Linked DNA regions of Homo sapiens: region 1 is linked to region 2. Evidence: chromatin contacts called from ENCODE Hi-C data. All regions are on one chromosome and are shown on one strand. The core of a region is the stretch at or near the end of the contact, and the rest is flanking DNA. Distances in the headings are between cores, read along the strand shown.

Region 1 (3,154 bases), core at 362-2,861, 2.0 Mb before region 2:
TAAAAAAAAAAAAAAATGCCTCCATCATAAGTGCTCAATCAAAATTGACTACTTTTTTTGGGGAGGGGGAAAAAATCTACCAATTATGATTATTTTTGAGATGGGCTCACTACAGCCTCGACCTCCTGGGCTCAAGTGATCCTTCTCCCTCAGCCTTCCGAGTTGCTGGGACTACAGGCACACGCCACATTGCCCGGCTAATCTTTGTACTTTTTTTGTAGAGATGGGGTCTCACTACGTTACCCAGGCTGGTCTTGAACTCCTGAGCTCGAGCAATCCGCCCGCCTCAGCCTCCCAAAGTGTTGGGATTACCGGTGTGAGCCACTGTGCCCGGCCTAAAATCTACCAATTTTTAAATGTCAGCCGGGTCAGGTTGGCAGAACAGTATGTGCAGGATCAAAGAGGCCACATCCTGACTTGTGAACCGAGGCTCAAAAGCCAGCAACAGGCACCTTTTGGTGGTTTAAAGCCACTTCTGGAACTCTGACGCTCTGCACCCTTTCCCAGAGAGAGAACATCCCTGACCCGGGATTCTGGTCCCCTGAGTCACCCGTGTGCCCTGACGAGTGCCCCTGGCACCCAGGAAAGACCCTGCTCACCAGGGCTGTTGATGTACATGTGGATGGGCTTCTTGTTGCTCTCGGATTGCAGGAAGAGGAGCTGTGCGATAACAAGGCTGGCAACGCTGTCATCGATCTGCAGGTGGAGAGGGCAGGGGTGTCCCCAGATTCGGGGTGGGGAGAGAGTTTTAAGGGAGGCTGGGGATGGGTCAGGGAACCAGGAAGGGGGACCAGAGCCCAAAGTAAAAGGGATGGGGAAGAATTTAGGCCCCAGAAGGGGATGGGGAGAGAGTAGTGGAGAGGACCCAGGGGGTTTGGAGCACAGGAAGGGGGGAGTCAGGGGGCTAGGGACACAGGAAAGGAAGGGGTGAGAATGGCTGGGGAGAGTCTTGAGCGTAGGAATGAGGGGAGCGGTGCCAGGTGTCAGGAAGGAAGTCGGAGATTAAGAGCCGAGGAGCAGAGAAGGGGTGAGGAGCGGGTTGGGGGACCGGGAGCCAGGAGGGGAGTCAGAAGGGGAGGGAAGGGGGTTAGAAGGGGAGCGGAGCCTGAGGGAAAGTCTGGGGCCAGGGAAGGAGGGGCGCAGGGAGTGTCGGCAGGCGCTTGGGAGAGTCCTGGGGAGGGTCCCGGCGCGGGGCGCTCACCGGGCCCATGACGCACACGATGCGCTCCCGCAGCAGCCGCGAGTAGATGTCATAGGCGCGCTCGCCGCGACCCTGGGGGTAGAAAGATGGAGGTGAGGGGCCGGGGCAGCCAGCCGATCCCCACCCAGCCCGGAGCCCCCGAACCGTGTCCCCGCCCGGCCGCCGTACCGTCTGCTCCACCACGATGGGAATGAGCGGGAGAGCCCGGGTCGCCGTCGCGTGCAGGCACCGCTGCAGGGCCAGGCCGTTCTGGAGTGTCCGCTGCGGCGGCCGCTGCGCTGGAAAGTGAGCGGCGAGGCGAGGCCCCAGCGCGGGGTACCTGCATGACGCCACCCGGGCCCCCCCTACCAATATTCCGGGCCACATCCCTCCGCACGCCCCGGTCGGCTTCCGTCCGATGGCGGAACTACAGCTTCCGGCGTGCTTTGCGCCTGGGAGCTCGCTCGCTAGGCCGCTCACTTCCAGGAGTCTGGGCGGGCGCCATTAAGGGTGAGGCGGGGATAGGGACGGAGCCTGAAAGGGAGGAGCCAATGAAGTAAATTGAGTGGGCAGGGCTGGAGAAGTTTTAGAGTCTCCAGTTCGAGTCCCCTTACCGACCAATTCGTCTTCTTTTTTTTTTTTTTTTGAGACGGAGTCTTGCTCTGTCACCCAGGCTGGAGTGCGGTGGCACGATGTTGGGTCACTGCAACCTCTGCCTTCTGGGTTCAAGCCATTCTCCTGGCTCAGCTGCCCCAGTAGCTGGGATTACAGATGCACACCACTGCACCCGGTTAATTTTGTTATTTTTAGTAGAGATGGGTTTCACCTTGGCCAGGCTGGTCTTGAACTCCTGACCTCGTGATCTTCCCACCTCGGCCTCCCAAAGTACTGGGATTACAGGCGTGAGCCACCGCGCCCGGCCTCGTCTTCGTTTTCTACTGTTTCTGCTTTATTTATTTTTATTTTTTTGAGACAGAATCTCACTCTGTGGCCCAGGCTGGAGTGCAGTGGCGCCATCCTAGCTCAATGTGGCCTCAAATTTCTGGGCCCAAGCAACCCTCCCTCCCACCTTGCTCTCCAGAGTAGCTGGGACTACAGTTGTGTGCTACCACATCTGGCAAATATATATATATATGTATTAGAGATGGGGTCTTACTATGTCGCCCAGGCTGGTCTCAAACTCCTGGCCTCAAGTGATCCTCCCACCTTTGCCTCCCAAAGTGCTGGGACTACAGGCATGAGCCACCACACCCCACTTATTCCTTATTTTAAAAATAGCTGCAGGGCCGGGCACAGTGGCTCACGCCTGTAATCTTAGCACTTTGGGAGGCTGAGGTGGGCGGATCACGAGGTCAGGAGATCGAAACCATCCTGGCTAACACGGTGAAACCGCGTCTCTACTAAAAATACAAAAAATTAGCCGGGCGAGGTGACGGGCACCTGTAGTCCCAGCTACTCAGGAGACTGAGGCAGGAAAATGGTGTGAACCTGGGAGGTGGAGCTTGCAGTGAGCTGAGATGGCGCCTCTGCACTCCAGCCTGGGCGACAGAGCCAGACACCGTCTCAAAAAAAAAAAAAAAAGCTGCAGTGTTCCCACAGCTCATCTTGGAAGAGGGGTCCCAGAGAGGACTTAGCCTGGGTCTTGGCCTTGAAGAGCTTCCAGCCTGGTGTGGCCGACTTCTACTGAGACCTCCTCATTCATTTTTTGGCCACCTGTGGAGTAGATTGTGGGAGCCCAGAGAAGGGTGTTGTGGATTCTTCCTGGAGATCAGACCGGAAAGCATTCCTAGGAGAAGCAGGTATTGGAATTGGGCTTTGCAGGATAAGTAGGAGTTTGTTAGCTGGGGAAAGGCATTTCCAGCAGAGGAAAAAGAATGGGCAAAATGGTGGAAGTAGGAAGATTGCTGGTAATGTTGGGACTTCTCTTTTTTGCCACACCTTCTCAAGCCAGATTCTTTTTCATCATTCAGTTCA
Region 2 (3,332 bases), core at 25-2,524:
GCCTGGGTCTGGAGAGCAGGGCAGGGTCTCCTGGGCCTAGGGGATGGGGATGGGGCTGGGTCTCAGAGGAGGCAGGGTTTACGTGCAGAAGAGCGGACTTGGTCTCCGGGGTCCCGAGTGGGTGACGCGGCCCGCCACAGGTGCTTCCTGAAGGTGAGCCGGCTGGAGGCACAACTGCTCCTGGAGCGCTACCCCGAGTGCGGGAACCTGCTGCTGCGGCCCAGCGGGGACGGCGCCGACGGCGTGTCGGTCACCACGCGGCAGATGCACAACGGGTGCGCATGCGCGTCTGGAGAGCCCTGGGTGGGAGGAGGGTGGGAAGAGGGTGGGCGCGGGGGCGTGGTCAGAAGCAGGGGCGGAGTCCGACCCGCTAGTGGGTAGGCCAGGGGACGGAGCCAGAGCCGAGACGGGCGTCTGGGGACGGAGTCAGAGCTGAGCTGGGCGGATTGGGGGAGGAGTCAGAGCTGAGGTGGGCGGATTGGGGGAGGAGTCAGAGCTGGGCTGGGCGGATTGGGGGAGGAGTCAGAGCTGGGCTGGGCGAGCTGGGGCGGGTGGAGTCAGAGCTGAGCAGAGTACACTGGTGGCGGAATCAGAGCTACGCTGGGCGTGTTGGGGCGGAGTCAGAGCTGGGGTGGGCGGGCTGGGGGAGGGGTGGAGTCAATGCTAGGCAGGGGAGCATGGGGGCGGAGTCAGAGCTGGGCAGGGAGGGCTGGGGGCGGGATCAGAGCTCCGGGGTCGTGGGATCCTGAGGCTGGCCTTGCCCCAGGTATGGGGTTAATGCCTAGGGAAGAAGGTAGAGCCCAGGCCGACTCCTTTGCAGGAAGAGCCAGGTCTTGGGTTAGGAGCTGGGACTCCCTGTAGGTGGAGTCAGACTCCTAGGTTAGGATCGGCCCCTCCGGAACGTCAGGTACGCAGGGGCCAGGTCTGGGCCACTGGAGGGGATGAAGTCAAATCCAGGGATGGGAATGGGCTCTTTGGGCAGCGTCAGGATCTACGGGGGGGAGTCATGGCCGTGATCCTTTTTGGAAGTTGAGTAGGGCTATGGAGGCGGAGCCAGCCCTGGGGGCGAAGTCAGAGCCTTATGCCAAATTCTCAAGCCCAGTCCAGGGTTGGGCAAGGCGATGTAGAAGGTAGAGTCGGTGCCTGGGGGTGGAGCCATTACAGGGGGCGGGGCCTACCTGGGGCGGGGTCTTTAGGGCCTGGTTCTCCCTAGGCGCGGTGCCAGAATTAGGGGCGGACCTTTCCTAGGGTGTTGTCAGTCTGGCCTGGTCCCTCGCTGGAGGTGGTGCCAAGACTAGAGGTGGGGTCTTCTGTGGGGGTGGGTCGGTCGGGCCTGGTCCCCGCTGGGAGCAGTGCTGGGATCGGGCAGTCAGTGCTCCGGGAGGTCAACGGGGCTTAGGTCCTTTATGGGGTGGAACCAGTCAGTGGCGGGGCCTTCTGTGGGGGCGGAGCCAGTATGGACCTGTTTCTATTGGAGGCGGAGCCTGGAGTTGGGGCGGGGCCTTCCCTGAGGGGCGGTGTGGGAGCCTGGGCTGAGCCACTCACTCGCTTTCTCCTGGTGCAGGACGCACGTGGTCCGGCATTACAAGGTGAAGCGGGAGGGCCCCAAGTACGTGATCGATGTGGAACAGCCGGTGAGCGTTGGGCCAGAGTCCCTAGAAGTGACTTTGTGGGGTCCGCGTCCCTTCTCCAGCAGCCTGACCGCTCCCCCATCTGCCCCCAGTTCTCTTGCACCTCCCTGGACGCCGTGGTCAACTATTTCGTGTCGCATACCAAAAAGGCGCTGGTGCCATTCCTGTTAGACGAGGACTACGAGAAGGTGCTAGGTGGGTGCCCCTTCGGGGAGTTCGGGGGCCCAGTGCTCACCTCTCCCGCCCCCGCTCGGACGGACCGGGCCGCCCCTGGCCGCCGCGCTTCCTCCAGGCCGCCCTCTCTGTTCCAGGCTACGTGGAAGCCGATAAGGAGAATGGCGAGAATGTGTGGGTGGCGCCCTCCGCTCCGGGCCCAGGTGACGCCCCCTTCCCGCGGGCCGAGGTGGGAGGGATCGAGGACCCCGCATTCAGCCACGCCCCCTCAGTCAGTTTGGTGGCTGCACCTCCTGCATCTGATGTTCCCAAAGTTGCAGGGACAGAAATGACTCAGACCCTGCCGTCAGGGTGTGTGTGTGGGGGAGGGGGCGGGGGTCCCAGCTTGGGACAGAGCTAAACACAGACACTCTCATCCTGTAGGGTTGAATTTGGGGTGGAGGAAAAACCTGGGCTCGGGGGAGGCGCCTAGAGTTCGGGAGAAGATGGGGGCAGAGCAGGGAAAGCTTCCCAGAAGAGTGGGTCTTTGCAGATGGTCCCAAAGGATCTCCTTAGGTAGAAATGGGCATTGAGGGGTCAGAGGGTACACCCGGACAAGCAGTAGCCCCACAGGGACCGAGAATCCGGGTGGGTGTTGGGAAAGAGGTGGAAATCGGTCCTGTTTATGGAGTGGGAAGAGGAGGCAGAGAACACACTAGAAAGGAATGTAGCGTGGGTTGTCTGGTCTTCCCTGGTCTGGGCGTATGCAAGGACCCCCAAGTGCCACATCCACACACACATTACACATGCATGATCCATGCAACTGTGGCCACCTGCCTAGCCAGAAGGTGACACACACTTGTGCGGGCACAACAGATCACACATGCATAAATACACGTGTGCCCCAATTCCAGTCACATACAAATGCTATGTAGCACAGATACACCTGTGTCATGCCACAATCACATGTGTACACATAAATGCAGATACGTCCGTGCACCGGCACAAACTCGGACACGTGTAGATACACGGGCAAAACGCACTCATGTAGACAAGGACTAAAGCAGCCACCTCAGCAGGCGTGCAGTCACACACGTATACACACCACAGGTGTGTGTGTACAAACGTTGCACTTTAACTTATCTAGATTCAATTAGTGTACACGTGTATGCCACACAAAGACTTTTTTTTTTTTTTGAGATGGAGTCTTGCTCTGTCACCCAGGCTGGAGTGCAGTGGCGCAATCTCGGCTCACTGCAACCTCTCCCTCCCAGGTTCAAGCGATTCTCCTGCCTCAGCCCCGAGTAGCTGCGATTACAGGAGCCTGCCACCACGCCAAGCTAATTTTTGTATTTTTAGTAGAGACGGGGTTTCACCATATTGGCCAGGCTGGTCTTGAACCCCTGACCTCAGGTGATCCGCCCACCCTGGCCTCCCAAAGTGCTGGGATTACAGGCGTGAGCCACCGCGCCCGGCCCAGACACAGACTTATACATGGGCACACACACAGACACACAGGGACACATGCCTGTCTCCAGGCATGCACAC

Evidence for each region. A loop is a pair of places that touch in the nucleus more often than their neighbours do. Pooled maps may share reads with other maps.
Region 1: a loop to region 2 is called in a pooled map, with 7 times the contacts of the local background. The contact joins the promoter of CLPP here to the enhancer-like site in region 2. A Hi-C loop is called at or near these places in 2 of 37 single-sample maps with no recorded cell type and 5 of 50 pooled maps.

Annotation. Positions count from the first base shown.
Region 1 is chr19:6,359,988-6,363,141 of GRCh38, reverse strand. It overlaps CLPP (caseinolytic mitochondrial matrix peptidase proteolytic subunit), which reads right to left and starts at 1,611. Exons shown (of 6, transcript NM_006012.4): 1 at 1,370-1,611; 2 at 1,202-1,273; 3 at 600-696. The coding sequence starts at 1,567. It also overlaps a transcript of ACER1 not described here. RefSeq lists an enhancer at 1-936 and a silencer at 1,135-1,364.
Region 2 is chr19:4,325,618-4,328,949 of GRCh38, reverse strand. STAP2 (signal transducing adaptor family member 2) reads left to right here. Exons shown (of 13, transcript NM_001013841.2): 6 at 141-275; 7 at 1,565-1,634; 8 at 1,724-1,826; 9 at 1,943-2,008. Among named protein-coding and RNA genes, the nearest start is that of STAP2, 12 kb to the left of the region's middle. RefSeq lists a silencer at 221-470 and an enhancer at 1,440-2,421. Within about 2 kb of position 1,274, at least 7 of the 41 ENCODE cell types and tissues checked have a DNase peak (open chromatin) inside an H3K27ac peak, as active enhancers do.